3 separate regions of the Homo sapiens genome follow, and regions 2 and 3 are each linked to region 1. The links are chromatin contacts, found by Hi-C or POLR2A ChIA-PET in ENCODE. All regions are on one chromosome and are shown on one strand. The core of a region is the stretch at or near the end of the contact, and the rest is flanking DNA. Distances in the headings are between cores, read along the strand shown. Region 1 holds the start of ELMOD2 (ELMO domain containing 2). Region 2 holds the start of GAB1 (GRB2 associated binding protein 1). Region 3 holds the start of SLC7A11 (solute carrier family 7 member 11).

Region 1 (4,936 bases), core at 1,314-3,813:
AGCAGCAATAATTTAAGTCAACCATGAAGTTGTAAGAAAACTAGGAAAGTAATTAAACTTAATCAACCAGCTGCTATGAGGCAGCGTCTGTCTGTCATTCTTCCGATGTTGTCTTGGATACAGGTTCCATTTGCCAATACTCCACTCTCTTAACCTGACAGGGGTTGATTTCTCAGTCGAAGCACACTTGATCAACACAAAAAAAAAATCTGGCTAATTCACAATTTTCCGTTTAACACAGAGAGCATGAGCTAGAGCACTTCTCTGCTCTTCCTTACCCTGGCTGAAAAGAAGCGACTTCAAAACACAGTTCTTACTCATCTGTGTTCAAATTTTAGAGTAAAATTTTCAATGAAGCACTGAAAACTGATGTATTTTAGAAGGTAACAGAGCAACACTGTTCAACAGAAATATAACACAAGCCAAAATGTGACCCATTTGTGTACTTTAAAATTCTGTATAGCCACATTAAAGTAAAAAGAAACAGATAACATTTTAATATATTTTTAACCCAACATATCCAAAATATTACCATTTCAACATACAAAGAATATAAACAATTACTGGGACTTTTTACATTTTCTTATAAGTCTTTGAAATACAGTTTATATTTTACACTTACAGCACATCTCAATTTAGACTAGCCACATTTCAAATGCTCAATATAATGTGGCTATTGGCTATGGTATTGGACAGTGAGAATGAGTCTAATAATCTTTCCTAGAGACCACTGGATACATAATTACAGGCCTTTCATAAGTAACAGTAAGAAAGTAAAAGACTGATGAAGGATCCTAAGTATAAAAATGGATGTAGACTGAGGCACTCATTCTTCCCACCATGTGAGTGAAAATTTCAAAGGGATTATGTAAGTATAGAAATTTTTCACCAGAAAATAGGTTGCAACTATAATCTAAGGAATAACCGATAAACTTCAGGAGCCAGAGAATTCTTTCCACACATAAGCAATTAAATAACCACTTTTTCTATAAATTCATACAATTTTAGAGCTGAAGGAGTCAAAGCGGGACTTCAGAGCTTATGAAATTCAGTTTAAGTGACTTGTCAGGATACAAAAGAAATACATCTGTCACTGTGAGTCCTGAGAAAAACACTCCGTTAAACTTTTATTAGTACTTTTTCTTTTTGAATAACATTACCTATCCTGTGTGTCCTTTGTGCACCTACATAGGTATCAAATATTCGCTGCAATTCACACTTCCCAGTCATCTGTCGTAATAGCCATTTCATCCAAAATCGAAAAAAGTGCCCATAGAAGAACTCCCACAAAGAAATAAACATTTTTTTTTCCTGGAGGAGGGAAACATACAAGACAAGCTTAATGACCTTAAACTGAATTTTAAAATTTAAAAAGTTTATACAACTGATCAAATCTCAAATTATGTATCTATCATTTCATTGTGTCTGTTTTGACAGTTTAATTAGGCATTTAAAAACAATGGCAGGTGTAATATATACCGCTATTAATTGATGATCAAATGGCCAATTAATCACTTTTTCAAAACTAAAATTCAAACAATGTACTCAAACTATTCAATGGCTTGAAAGAGTAACAGAATGGTTTGCACTTTTTGCTAAATAATTGTATTTCATATCTTAGTTTCCTAACTTCCCATTCTTTGAGAACTGGGGCTCAACAGTTCAAGATCAAGAGGACTCCAACTAATCAACAATTAAAATATATACCAAAACATCAGAGTTGTTTTTATAGAATACACTCTTCTTATCCCATGTGGATAATTCGTTACAACTGTCCCAGTCAGGTGATGCCAGCAAATAAAAACACTACAAACTTAAGTATACAAGTTGAACACTGAGTATATAACACCTTAGCTCATTCTTGATTTTCCATTCAATAGGTCAAGGGCAGAAATACTAACAAGTTTTTGTTTTGCTAAGTACACACTCGATACAACTATATCTTATGCCATAAGAAAATTCTTCAGCTTCTAAATGAAAAAGTCAGGGAGATACTAGTGAGAGGGAGATACTTAAAAACAAAATTGCTCGTCTCCTTCCTGCCTTAAACATTCCCACAGACACGTCACCTCTGGACTAGGGCCTGAGGAGGGACTGTCGAAGTTCGAAGTACCCGCAGGTCAGTGCAGAAAGAGCGCATAGCACAGCTGGGTTGATCATTATCTTGAAAATCAAGCCATCTAGTCCGCGCTCATTAGGACAAAAGCGCAGAACTGCCGAGCAGAGGGGATGCACGCGTAGCGGCGCCTGAGCACCCCAGGGCTCTGGGCGTCTCTGCGCCGACCCCCCTCGCGCGCCGCCCGCGAATGGGAGGGCAGGGCTCGCACAAAGACCCGCCGGCCCAGGCGCCCCCGGGTTCCCGCAGAACCCCGCGGGGCTCGCGAGCCCGCGCGCTCTCAGTGCAGCCGCACCGAGGCATCCGGGGCAAGAGGAAAAGAAACAGCAGCCACCTCACAGGAGCGGAAGAACTAGGGGGAGCAGGAGCTGCCTCGGTTTCCCCACTGCAAACAGCCGGCAACGGAAACGACGGAACACTCCCTTCAAGCACCGCGACCCGGAAGTCAGGGAGCGAGGCCGCGGACCCGCCTTCCCAGGGCCACTGCCCGCCCCGCCCCTCCGGCCTCTTCCGATTGGCCCGCGCTCCACCTATTGCTAACGCTGGAGAGAGGTCGAGCTGAGTGGCCCAGGCGCGAGGGCTCAGATACTAGGGACGCCCAGACGGTTTCCCTGGCAACGGCGGCCAGGAGCCCCGCCCCGCGCCGGAGTAGCGCCTCCTAGCGCTGCGCTGGAGACTTTTCCCTCCTTGAACCTCAGGTCCTTAGCGCGGGTTGACACCTTGTACTATTCCTAGGCTCCAAGCGCGGAAGAAACCCTGTGCTTACGGTAACTTATAGTGCCTTAGTTACAAAAGCGCTTTCATCTGCATTGAATCTTAATTCTGTGAAGTAATTATGAATAACTCCACTTTATGCACGAGAAAAGGGAACCGGCTACTTGACTGTGGCCAATACGTGGCAGATGAGGAAAGTCCATGTGTTGAGAAACGAAGTTTGGACTTTATCCTATAATACTATAGGTCTAAAAGTTAATTTATCAAATGTTTATTCCCTAACTGGTTGTTTTTGTTGAAAAAGTAATTTCGTGATTACTTTTTAAAAACCTCAAGCAGTAAGTTTCTTAATTCAACAAGTATTTGTTGATTGTTAGCACAGGCAGTGTTCCAAAAGGCAGTCAAACACGAAACAAACAGCCAAATATTTAATATGTCAGATGCTACTAAATGTTAAGGGTATAGGGGTTGTTAGCTAAGGGGTAATGGGGAGTCTGTGGGGGAAGTCATTGCATACAGTGTGGTCAAGGAAGTCTCATTATTAACGTGGCATTTTGGCCTCATTGAACGAAGTAAGGGAGTTTACTGTGGGAGTATCTGGAGGGAGAGTGATCCAGGCACCAGAATGACAAGTGCAAAGACCTTGAATTGGGAGGGTTTTTGAAATGTTGGAGGAAGAGCAAGAAGGCCGGGGTGGCTGGAGGAGAAAGAGCAAGGGGGAGAGTAGAATATAAATACAAAGGACAACTGATACTGAAAACAAATTTCCCCATCCACCCAAAACTCCTGATACCTCCGTCACCTTGCTCAGAAGCAACCAGTATTACTTTCTTGTTTCTAATTCCAAAAATATTATATGCAAGTGTATATATGTATATTCCTTCCAACTCCTTGAATTGAAGCAAGTGATACATACTTTCCCACATCTCAACCAGCGTTTAAAAAATGGACTAATTGTAGAACACTAGCCATGTGCAGGGTGCATAAGCCGTCATCCCTGTCCCATACCAACAATGAACTTGGTAATGAAGTCTGGATAGACACTACAATAGTAAAATCACAGAATCTTAAATCTTAAAGAGAACTTATAACTATCATCTAATGTAATTTTTAAAATTATAGATTAAAAGATTTAGAAAGGCAAAGTGCACAGCCGATTTGGCAAATTGACCTGTAAACTAACTTCTATTTCAGGAGGATCTCCATTATTACACAAACTTTTACATAGTAGAAGGTGAGATAATTCTATATGTAATCCTTTTGCCTTTTCAAAGTGCTATACTAAGTGTAGGCAGTGCAGTAGAGGAACTCTCTCCTCCTTGTTTCCCTGCTGCCTGTTTGCCCACTTCCATTTATGTCTTTCCCCAAGAGAAGAGAATGCTGATATGTTTTGTCAGAACCAGAGAAATTGATTAAGCTGCATTTATTATAAGCAGGGTCACTGTACATTAAAACTTCTTATGCATACCTTTTGCCTCTTCCCTTTTCCACTAATTCACTTGCATGTAACTGGCAGATACATTAAACAAATCCTGTTTCTCAGGAAAGATTGTCCATCTCTATTTCTTATTCTCTTTGGTTTTCTTCTTTCTTGTGGCTAGCTAAAGGTTAATTATATCCTAAGATTAAGATTCTGGTTTCATGGAGAAAGTGGGACCTTCTCCATCTAGGTCCCTAGGTCTCTCAACCTGTGTGCATCTACGTGGCCTTATCAGATACACCTACATACAAACCAAAGGCAATAGAGGAAGGAAATTTGGTTATATTTTTTAGTAGTACTGAGGAATCTCTGCTTTCTTGGATTCTCAGACTAAACAGCCATGGAACTGTTGATTTTAGAAACTGCTTATTGGAAAGAGTTCTTTGGTATGACTGTTTTTTGTTATTATACTTTAAGTTTTAGGGTACATGTGCACAACGTGCAGGTTTGTTACATATGCATACATGTGCCATGTTGGTGTGCTGCACCCATTAACATGTCATTTAGCATTAGGTATATCTCCTAATGCTATCCCTCCCCCTTCCCCCTTCCTGTCCCCGGTGTGTGATGTTCCCCTTCCTGTGTCCATGTGTTCTCATTGTTCAATTCCCACCTATGAGTGAGAA
Region 2 (4,936 bases), core at 1,772-4,271, 2.8 Mb before region 1:
CAAAGAAAATCCTAGTTTCTCCCAAGCTATTAGGCACATTCATCCTCCTGTGGAAAACACAATGTAGGCAGCCCACTGTCTCTCTCAAATGTTCCCATAGTTTCAGTCTACATTGAACTTGTTCCTCAGAACAGCCAAAAAATACCCATACCACTCAACTTAGACACACAGTCATATACCACTTTGCACTGTTGGCTTTTTCACATATACTTGTCTCGTGGTCCCAAAGACTCAAAGAGCTACTTAAAGGCAAAGACTAGGTCTTACATTTCTTTAGCACTGTGCACCTGATCCATAGTCCACCTCATTCTTGTATTCTCAACTAATATTCAGAGTCAGGAAAAGTTATAATCTGAAAGGACCTTTATTTTGTTGTTGCTATTTTTGAGACGGAGTCTCACCCTGTCATCCAGGCTGCAGTGCAATGGCACAAACTCTGCTCACTGCAACCTCCACCTCCCAGGTTCAAGCATTTCTCCTGCCTCAGCCTCCCCAGCAGCTGGGATTACAGGCGTACACCACCACGCCCGGCTATTTTTTGTATTTTTAGTAGAGACAGAGTTTCGCCATGTTGGCCAGGCTGGTCTCCTGACCTCAGGTGATCCACTGGCCTCGGCCTCCCAAAGTGCTGGGATTACAGGTGTGAGCCTGAAGGACCTTTAGAGATAACCTAGTCTAAGCTCCACATTTGAAATGAACTAGGTGAGAGTCGTTAACCTTTTACAGTCCAATCAATCAGGCAGATCTGGGTTCAAATGCAGGACTGTTTTCTGTAAAATAGAGATGACACCTACCTCAGAAAACAGTTGTAATGATCAAATTATACTTTCCTTTTTGTTTTTCTTGTTAAGACATAATCTTTTTGGCTGATTTCTTTCCTGGTTAATAGTTCAATTGAATTCTAAGCCCAAGAGGCAGGGCTTTTTTCCTTTTTCCTACTGTATTTTGTGACCTTATGGTTGGTGTCTAATACAGTGCCTGGCGTCTTTTGAGTGAGCCATGAACTAACCATGTGAAAGAATGAATTAAACCTATATTATCACTTTCACGTTCAGCAAATATGTTATTCTTTAATTCCTCCAAGAATCTGTTTTTCCTAAATTGGGCCTTCTCAAAACAAATATATTTATCTCCCTACCCCTTTCTCCCTTCCTTCTCTGTCACATACACACACACACACACACCCCTACCTTTCTCTTTAGAACAGCTGGAAAAAAAAACACTGCCTCGTTCATATTTTTGGAATAAAGTTAGCATTTTTACTAGGATATTCAGGAAAACTGATAGATGGACAGGATTTGGAGGCATTACACATCTCTGGAGAGCTTTCTTATGATTTGTGGCATCGAGTCTTTCAATAAAATTACTTGTCTATAATAAATTCTGGCAGAAAGTAAATCAGAAATTCACTGGTGAGTTGTCAGTGAAGTTAAATACTTCACTCTGTGTACTTCACTCTGTTCTATACAAGCAAACAGTGACTAACAGGATTAACCTGAGCTCTAATACTGGGTGTAGATATTCCTCAACGACAAACGGGTTCCCTTCGTACAGGCATTAAATTTATATTATATTTAAGGGGGCATAAATTTTGCTTTTGCAAACACATTTTACTAGAAAAATATTTGATCCAGATGTCAGCACAAAAGTGTCATTTCTTTCCTTTGCAAGGGAGCAGCAACAAAACAACCAATGGGGAGGAAGAATAAGATCCCAGACCTCTGAAGAGGACACAGGTTTCCACTAAAGCAAGGTTGATACTTTCAAGGAATATTTTTCCTAACAGCTAAAACGGTTTAACACATAGCATCTTGTATCAATTACACAAACACCATTAAAGCCACTCTGGTTCCCTGGGAAAGGACCGCAACTGAAATCCCTTCTGGCTTCAGCTGTCCCCTCCTGCCGAGTTTGACAGCACATCCAAGGCGCCCAAACACCAGCCACTAGGCTCCCCCCCAGCGCCCTCCTCTCGCAGCAAACCGCCAAGGCTCCCGGGCCAAACTCCAAAGTCCCTCAATTCAAAACCGCGAAAATGTGAACCCTGCTAAGCAAACGGCAGGGCGCGTAATAACTTTTCTTTCTTTCCCTTTTGCGCGCGTTCGATATGCTTGTCTCTACTACCAACTCCTCAGCTCCACAGCCCGCTTCCCGCAACCCATCTCGAGGGGCGGAGGAGAGGGAGCGCCCACCAAAGAAAGGGCTAGTGAGCCCTAAAACCTCGGCAGTTTTCCCGGTGCGGGAGCTTTAGCACACATCAGCCCAATAATCAGATGCAGGAATAAAGCAGGAAGAAGGCTCCTCTCTCCATCGCACCCCATCCTTCCTAAGGAAGAAAAAAAGCATGCAGCAGGAGTTTAGCTGGACGTCTAGGTCCTTTTATGGGGCGAACAGGCCCGCAAAGCAGGCTGTCTGGAACCTGGAGGAAGAAAGTTGTCCGGCCAAGTGGATGCCTGGGCGTGAGGGAGTGCAAGGCACCCTGTCCCGAGCCCGCCAGGGGTAGGGGCCAAGGGGAAAGAGACCGGCATTCGTTTAAGAACCAGCCCCGCGCGCGGCCAGCTGCAGCCGCCGGCGAGCCGACTGGGGAGGGGTGTGGACGCCGAGGCCCGCGGAGTGGTGCCCGCAGCTCTACTTACATAACGCTTCAACTTTTTCTCCGGGGGGGACTTGCGGAGCCATCCGGAGCAGACCACTTCACCACCGCTCATGGTGCGCGCGTCTCGGGCTCCGGGCCGGGCAGCTGAGGGGCGGCGGGCGCGCTCCCGACACAGCCGACGCCTGCCGAGCGCGCAGTGGCGAGAACCTAGCTCTCCTGGTCGCGCACCCCGGACGGACTGGGCGGACAGACTCCACGGTGCGCGGGTTCCACGAGTTCGAGTCTCTCCTCTGCAGGCCCACGAACCTGAACAGAACGCGAGCCGGGGCCGCGGGCGCGCCGGCCTCCTTTCAGTGCGCCCGCCTCGCCTCCAGACGTGCCGTCTCGCCAGCTGCCTCAGCAGCGCTCGGACTCAGCGGGACTCTGCCCCGACTCGGTGCCGGAGCTTCTGTCCTTTGCGCTCCGCCCCCTAGGGACAAGACCTCCCCAGAGCGCTTTCCGAAACAGACACAGCGCTGCTCACACACACACACACACACACACACACACACAATGCCCCGCGCGGTGCCCGCTCGCCCGCCCACCCGCCCTCGGTTTCGATGCGCCCGGAGCGATCCTCCTTCCCTCTCCTCGGGGGAGGGTGGGTCACTTCGCGGCGCTCGGTGAACGCCGAGGAAAGGGGAAGCCGCGAGCCGCCTACGGGCAGCGGGCGCGGGGCTGGTCCCGGGTCACAGAGGGAGCCGCAGGGTTGGCAGCGAAGCGCGGGGCGTTTCTGAGCGGCGGGCGCAGGGAGGTCGCAGGTCAAGCCGGAGGGTGGGTCCGCTCTCGCGGCCGCCGAAGAGGGCGGGGAGCAGCAGAGGAACGAGGCGCTTGGCGGCTTGGCTCCTGGGAGGGATCCCGCTGTCCCGTCCCCTCGCGCTCCTCCCCCGCCGCCTCCCCCACCCCGGGGCTCGCGGCAGGTCCTGAGCGGCTCGGCCCCAGATCCCGATCCCTCCCTCCCTCTCCCGGCCGCCGGGCTCCTTCTTCCTCCCTCTCCTCCTCCCCTTCCCACGTTCAGGCCCGGCTCCGGTTTCTGCCCAGACTTTCTCTGAAACTCCGCCGGAGTGCTTCCAGCCAAAACAACAAGGGCCGGGGGAGGAGACGGACGAAGGGAGGGAGCAAGGGAGGGAGGGAGCGCGAGTCCGAGAGGCACCCTGGGATCTGTAGTTCGGGAAGCAGGAGCAGGGTCCTCCGCCGTCCGGCGGCCCCCAATCGGCTCCTCGCCCGGGAAGACCGCAGAGGCCTCGGCTAGGGCAGAGGCACCGGGGCTTGGGCGCGGGGAAGACTGAGGGACATTCGAATGTTCAGTCCGGGGCTTGCCATCTTGACTCAGCCCGGTGCCAGCTCGGAGCTTGTGCTGTGCTCGAGATCAGGAGTTTCGAGGGTTTTCTTTACTTGAGAGCCTGAAAGGCAAAACCGCGGGGAGACCACCATCCTGCCGGTCCCCGCCGCGCGAGATTAAAGGACAGACCAAGAGGGCGCGGGAGCTACCAGCTTGGAGGGGAGGACAGATGGGGACCCAGGGCTGGCCAGGGCTGGTCTCTGGAGCTGTTCTGCCAGAGTGATGGGGGCGCTTGGCGAGGCCAAGGATTTGGTTGGGTCCTATCTCTGAGACATTTTGAAGTCTCACACCCCTTCCATTTGTTGCCTATTCCACTTAACTTTGTATTTGTTTGAAATCTACTGTTCGGATGCTGGACTAGAAGAGGGACACTTGGCCGGGCGCGGTGGCTCACGCCTGTAATCCCAGCACTTTGGGAGGCCGAGGCGGGCGGATCAACTGAGGTCGGGAGTTCAAGACCAGCCTGACCAACATGGAGAAACCCAATCTCTACTAAAAATACAAAAATTAGCCGGGCGTAGTGGCGCGCGCCTATAATCCCAGCTACTCGGGAGGCTGAGACAGGAAAATAGCTTGAACCCGGGAGGCGGAGATTGCGGTGAGCCGAGATCGCGACACTGCGCTCCAGCCTGGGCAACAAGAGCAAAACTCCGTCAAAAAAAAAAAAAAAAAAAAAGAGAGAGAGAGAGAAAGAAGGAAGGAAGGAAATTTACTGGGTACCCTAGTTCTATTTGCCTACTTCCTTGTGTGTTTCACAATTATTATACTGGTCCTGAGTTTAACATGATTCTGTAATAAACATCTTCTCCAATTTATTTGTGAAAAAGCCCCAAAGCCAATTTCAGCAGATAATATAATCAGATAAAAGTGCTAAAAATATGACGACATAAATGAGCATTTCTGGAAAGACATAACTTCAGTCATTTTCTTATTAACACAACATTCATATTCTGAAGCTC
Region 3 (4,936 bases), core at 797-3,296, 2.3 Mb after region 1:
AGAGGTACACTGGTGCCCTTAGCAGCAATGTGCAGCTTTGCAAACATTCTGAGTGGTGGCCTCTATCTTACATGAAAGTACAATCCTTTTGGTTTTTAGTCTAACATCAGCCATTTTTCTTCATAATTAAAAAAAAAATACTGTGAGGAGGAAAATGTTATTTAATATTGAAAGAATAATCGTCCTTTATAATTCATTCAGTTTCCTATCTGAGTGGGGTCTTTGGCTCAACTTATGAGTTCAGTTATTTATAACAAAATTTAAAATTAAAGTGTGACACTGTGTTAATTAGAGAAAGTTGCTGTTCCCTGAGATTCCTAGTGTCCTACTTTTACCTCATATTTCTTCAGAGCTAATATGTTTCTCTTACTGGGAAAGAAGAGCTGCTCCTTAGGTCCATTAATCAGGAAAATTGTGTGAGTGAAAGGAGATGTAGGAGGAGGAAGAGAATTGGAAAGAAAAGAATCTCTATTTAGCTTCCTTCTTTGGGAGTTTTAGCAGGATTGCATGAGGAAAATGATCCATTTTTGTTTTTTGAAAGACATTAACAACTGAGAAAAAGTATTTATTTTGGTTTTATAAAAACTTTAACTTGGTGTAGCTGAAACCAATTATATAGAATTTAGATAGATAATTTAAAAAGGAGAAAATGTAGCCTCAATTATTTGGATGGCAAAGCATTGAGGTGGTGTCATTTTCTCAGGTGTCAACATAACAGAAAATGGTTCTGACCTTTTCCATGCTACTTTCCTAATGGCGATTTCTCATTTCTTTCTTTGATCATCCTCACCATACTTGACTCCCTTCTTTCCCTGCCAACCTCTCGCACACAGGCTTTTTGTTTGTGGTTTTTGTTCAAAGGTTCAGAAGCTTATTTAATGGTGCGTATAAAGGTAGCTTCAGGGTAATGATAACATTCAATTCTTCTCACTGAATCCAAAACCACATGTAACTATAGCCAAAAATGATATCTAGGATTTCTTTTCTTTTCATATTTGTTTTTTCTTGACACTTGGTTGAGAAAGTTAGAAGGGTTTAAAAATGTTTTGCCTTTTTGACTATTGCAAAGTAAATATTTTAATTTAGCTTACATTTTTAATGCATTTTAAATTTATAATAATAACAATAGTTTATATAATGTGGAAAAAAGTCATACATAATATCATTACTTTCTATAACTACCATTCTGTTTTCCTTTACAGGCTTTTGCTATATACATATTTTTATGTAATTGTAATTGTGTAATTTTGAACTTAGAAATTTTTTTTGGTAATTCAAAGGAACAACATGACAATGAAGGATATGTATCTTTTACATAGTTCAAAAAAATCACCTAGTGCTAATGAGAATCAGAAAATGACTATTTTCTGGAGTCATGGTGAATTTTGTATTAGTCACACTCGGATGGTGATTTAAAATACTGGTTTATTATGAGTAGTAAGAAATAATTTTATCTTTTAATGTTGAGGAAGGCTTATAGTTGTGTGTATGTGACAGAAGTATAAAGTGTAGAATCTTTAATTTTGTAAATATTGGATTTGACTGTATTGCCTTATAAAAAACTCAAAATAAAAAAATAAAAAGCATTACACAAATTATGAAATTCAAACTGTGTTGTTATAAACAATGTAGCTTTAGGATACATTCTACTCACAAAACAGTCGCATGTAAAATGTTTTTATACACGCATTAAAGAAAAAGAAACTCCTTAAAATGAAGTAACTATTTCCTGTTTCATTTTGTTTGAACAGCTTTTGTTGCTCACTACGAGTTGCTTTAAATCTCTGGGAAGGTCTGTTCCGAATTTACTACTTCTGGATTGGCTAAAATCTCTTTAAAGTGTGTGCTTTGTTCTCTAAAAAGCTTAGGTCAGTTGAGCAACAAGCTCCTCCTGTTTTTTTCTTTTTTTAAAAAAAAGAGCTGAGTAATGCTGGAGGCTTCTCATGTGGCTGATGCAAACCTGGAGAATTTGCATCATCATTTAGCTGTAGTAAGTTGGTGTGACAGGCAGGCGCTTAAATACAAGCCCATGAGGAAGCTGAGCTGGTTTGTAATGATAGGGCGGCAGCAGCAGCAGCAGCAGCAGTGGTGGAACGAGGAGGTGGAGAATTGAGAGCACGATGCATACACAGGTGTTTCTGAGTAGTAATTAGATCGCTGTGAAGGAAAAAGCACACCTTTGAGTTTTCACCTGTGAACACTATAGCGCTGAGAGAGACAGTCTGAAAGCAGAGGAAGACATCGATCAGTAACACCAAGAGACACCAAAGTTGAAAGTTTTGTTTTCTTTCCCTCTGTTTTATTTTTCCCCCGTGTGTCCCTACTATGGTCAGAAAGCCTGTTGTGTCCACCATCTCCAAAGGAGGTTACCTGCAGGGAAATGTTAACGGGAGGCTGCCTTCCCTGGGCAACAAGGAGCCACCTGGGCAGGAGAAAGTGCAGCTGAAGAGGAAAGTCACTTTACTGAGGGGAGTCTCCATTATCATTGGCACCATCATTGGAGCAGGAATCTTCATCTCTCCTAAGGGCGTGCTCCAGAACACGGGCAGCGTGGGCATGTCTCTGACCATCTGGACGGTGTGTGGGGTCCTGTCACTATTTGGTGAGTGCGACTTTTTCTCTCGTGGGGGCGTGGCTGTGGGGCTGGAAAGCTTGCTTTCTGGGAAAGCAAATGGTAGTTTTTGAGGAGTGAATGGATGGCAAAGGCCACACCAAATTTTTAAAATTTTTGTTCGGGTACGTGAACTACCCAGATGCAGCATCCGCTGTTGGTGTGATCTGGAACACCCTCAAATTGCTTCCTACAGGCTGTACTTTCTTTTCCTGACTAAGACAGGCTATCTTCTGACTTTTCTCTGTGGTGATGAGAGCAAAGGCTAACTTTCATGACCCAGTAAAAAACATGCACACTTTCTGTGCCGGGCAGTTGTACACTTAGCTTGGGCATTCTGGCAGCTGGCATGCTGAATGAGACACCTGTGAAGTGGAACCTGGCATGGGCTATTTAGACATAGAACGGAGTGTTCAGCAGAAGTCTTACTGACTTTTTATTAGCCAAACAAATGGGTGGCAGTCTTTATAAAAATATTTTTTAAGTTCATGTGCTTGTCACCTCTTAATATCCTTTCAAAAGTCCTTGACATGGGAGAGATGTATGATGGCGCATAACTCAATCCCTATCATAATGGGGTATATTGCAATGGCCTGAGCATATTTCAAATTACTTTTCAACCTTTCATCTCTTCTCAATACCCATACACTTTTGCAATATAAGTTTTAAAACTTCAGTTGGGCGTTAGTTTTCTGTACTTGCCCAGATCTGTTTTTTTCATTATATTTCACTTGTTCTCCAGGGACACAGAGAATTTGTCCACCTGTTCACTAAATTAATCTGAAGGGAACTGGCAGAAGTATAATTATGAATTTTTCTTCAAAGTTTATGTCTCTTCTATTGATCTGAGAATTAATAGTAAAGAGGTAAATAAATGCCCCCTTATGGAGTAGGCAAATTACTAGAGAGCTACCTGAGTTTGTTGTAAAGATGATAAAAACTGGTGAACTGTCAAACATTAAATTTGATTTATGCTATGAGGATTTATTTACTCTTCTTGGGAAAGATTCTGTACTTTAAAGTTGCTCTTTGTCTTAACTCTGGGACTAACACTAACTAACAAGTACTAACGCTAACTCTAGGACTAATTAACAAGTACTAACTCCTGTTCCCATGTGTACCAATCAATTCATTCTTTCTACTCAGGCCTTGTGATGTTTTAAATCATTGGTTTGACACTCATCTAGAGAACTCAAATTCCATTTTTTTTTTTTTTTTGAGACAGAGACTCGCTCTTTGCCCAGGCTGGAGTGCAGTGGTGTGATCTCGGCTCACTGCAACCTCCGCCTCCCAAGTTCAAGCAATTCTCCTGCCTAAGCCTCCCGAGTAGCTGGGACTACAGGTGTGTGCCACCACGTTGGGCTTATTTTTCGTATTTTTTAGTAGAGATGGGGTTTCACCATGTTAGCCAGGATGGTCTCGATCTCCTGACCTCGTGATCCACCCACCTCAGTCTCCCAAAGTGCTGGGATTACAGATATGAGCCACCGCGCCCGGTCCTCAAATTCCATTTTTAGGAAGAAGTTATTTTAAATAGAACTTGTTAAAACAAGTAGTATAGAAAGATTTATAGAGGAATTATTTGGGGTTTTTAGAGAGAGTTTGTGGTATTATTTATAACTAACTTGTGCTTTATTAAATATTCAGTAACAATTGTGTATCATTATTTCCCAGTATTACTTCCCATCTTTATAAAATAATTTGGAGTAATATCATTATGAAAAACTCTAATAGTACCCTTAGCCACTATTAATATTAAAATAGCTCTGGTATATGCACTTATAGAAAAAGAGAAACCTAATTGTTGATCATCTTAAATGATTTTGTGCACCCTCAGCCTTTAAATCTTCCTACAGCACTTTATATATTCAGAATAAATCAATATCTAATCAGAAAAACCACAACCAGTTTACTGGACTTTGCGTACTTATGTGCATGCAGCTTCCACTATGTGATTCAATTTTTGCACATAATAAAAGATTATTCAGATGTAATAAAATAGATCAGTATGAGTATTGAACTAGTTAAAGTGTGTTGACTTGCACTATGAAAATATGCTTATGCATAAGTATTACATATCATCTGAAGCAAAAGCTCAAAAAAAAATAAAAAGAGAGAAACAGCTAAGGAGACTAGCTAACATTACACTTGAGTTGGTATTCTTTGATTAGTAATTGCAGGGAGTGTGCTCTTGTATTAATCTACTTATCTTTATTTGCATTGCATTTGTCACTTAAGTTACCAGAAGCTTTTGGACAGGAGTGCCTCTGTAACAGCAAGCAAAGCAAAATCTGAAGAAAAAATAATCCTTCTTTTTAAAAAGAC

The links. A loop is a pair of places that touch in the nucleus more often than their neighbours do. ChIA-PET counts read pairs that join two places held with the same protein, here RNA polymerase II (POLR2A). Pooled maps may share reads with other maps.
Region 2: a pooled map shows a loop between it and region 1 (7-fold over the local background). The contact joins the promoter of GAB1 here to the promoter of ELMOD2 in region 1. A Hi-C loop is called at or near these places in 6 of 50 pooled maps.
Region 3: a map of naive thymus-derived CD4-positive, alpha-beta T cell shows a loop between it and region 1 (9-fold over the local background). The contact joins the promoter of SLC7A11 here to the promoter of ELMOD2 in region 1. A Hi-C loop is called at or near these places in 1 of 168 maps with a recorded cell type or tissue (naive thymus-derived CD4-positive, alpha-beta T cell) and 10 of 50 pooled maps. POLR2A ChIA-PET finds 5 or more read pairs at or near these places in 1 of 52 experiments (activated T-cell).

Annotation. Positions count from the first base shown.
Region 1 is chr4:140,521,795-140,526,730 of GRCh38, reverse strand. It overlaps ELMOD2 (ELMO domain containing 2), which reads right to left and starts at 2,563. Exons shown (of 9, transcript NM_153702.4): 1 at 2,451-2,563; 2 at 1,161-1,311. The coding sequence starts at 1,302. RefSeq lists silencers at 2,202-2,321, 2,512-2,861.
Region 2 is chr4:143,334,961-143,339,896 of GRCh38, reverse strand. GAB1 (GRB2 associated binding protein 1) reads right to left here and starts at 3,021. Exons shown (of 10, transcript NM_002039.4): 1 at 2,637-3,021. The coding sequence starts at 2,708. It also overlaps the pseudogene LOC124900789. RefSeq lists enhancers at 2,282-3,095, 4,005-4,214 and silencers at 3,125-3,174, 3,245-3,304, 3,405-3,704, 3,645-3,812.
Region 3 is chr4:138,239,459-138,244,394 of GRCh38, reverse strand. It overlaps SLC7A11 (solute carrier family 7 member 11), which reads left to right and starts at 2,046. Exons shown (of 12, transcript NM_014331.4): 1 at 2,046-2,602. The coding sequence starts at 2,326. RefSeq lists enhancers at 1,792-2,031, 1,501-2,700.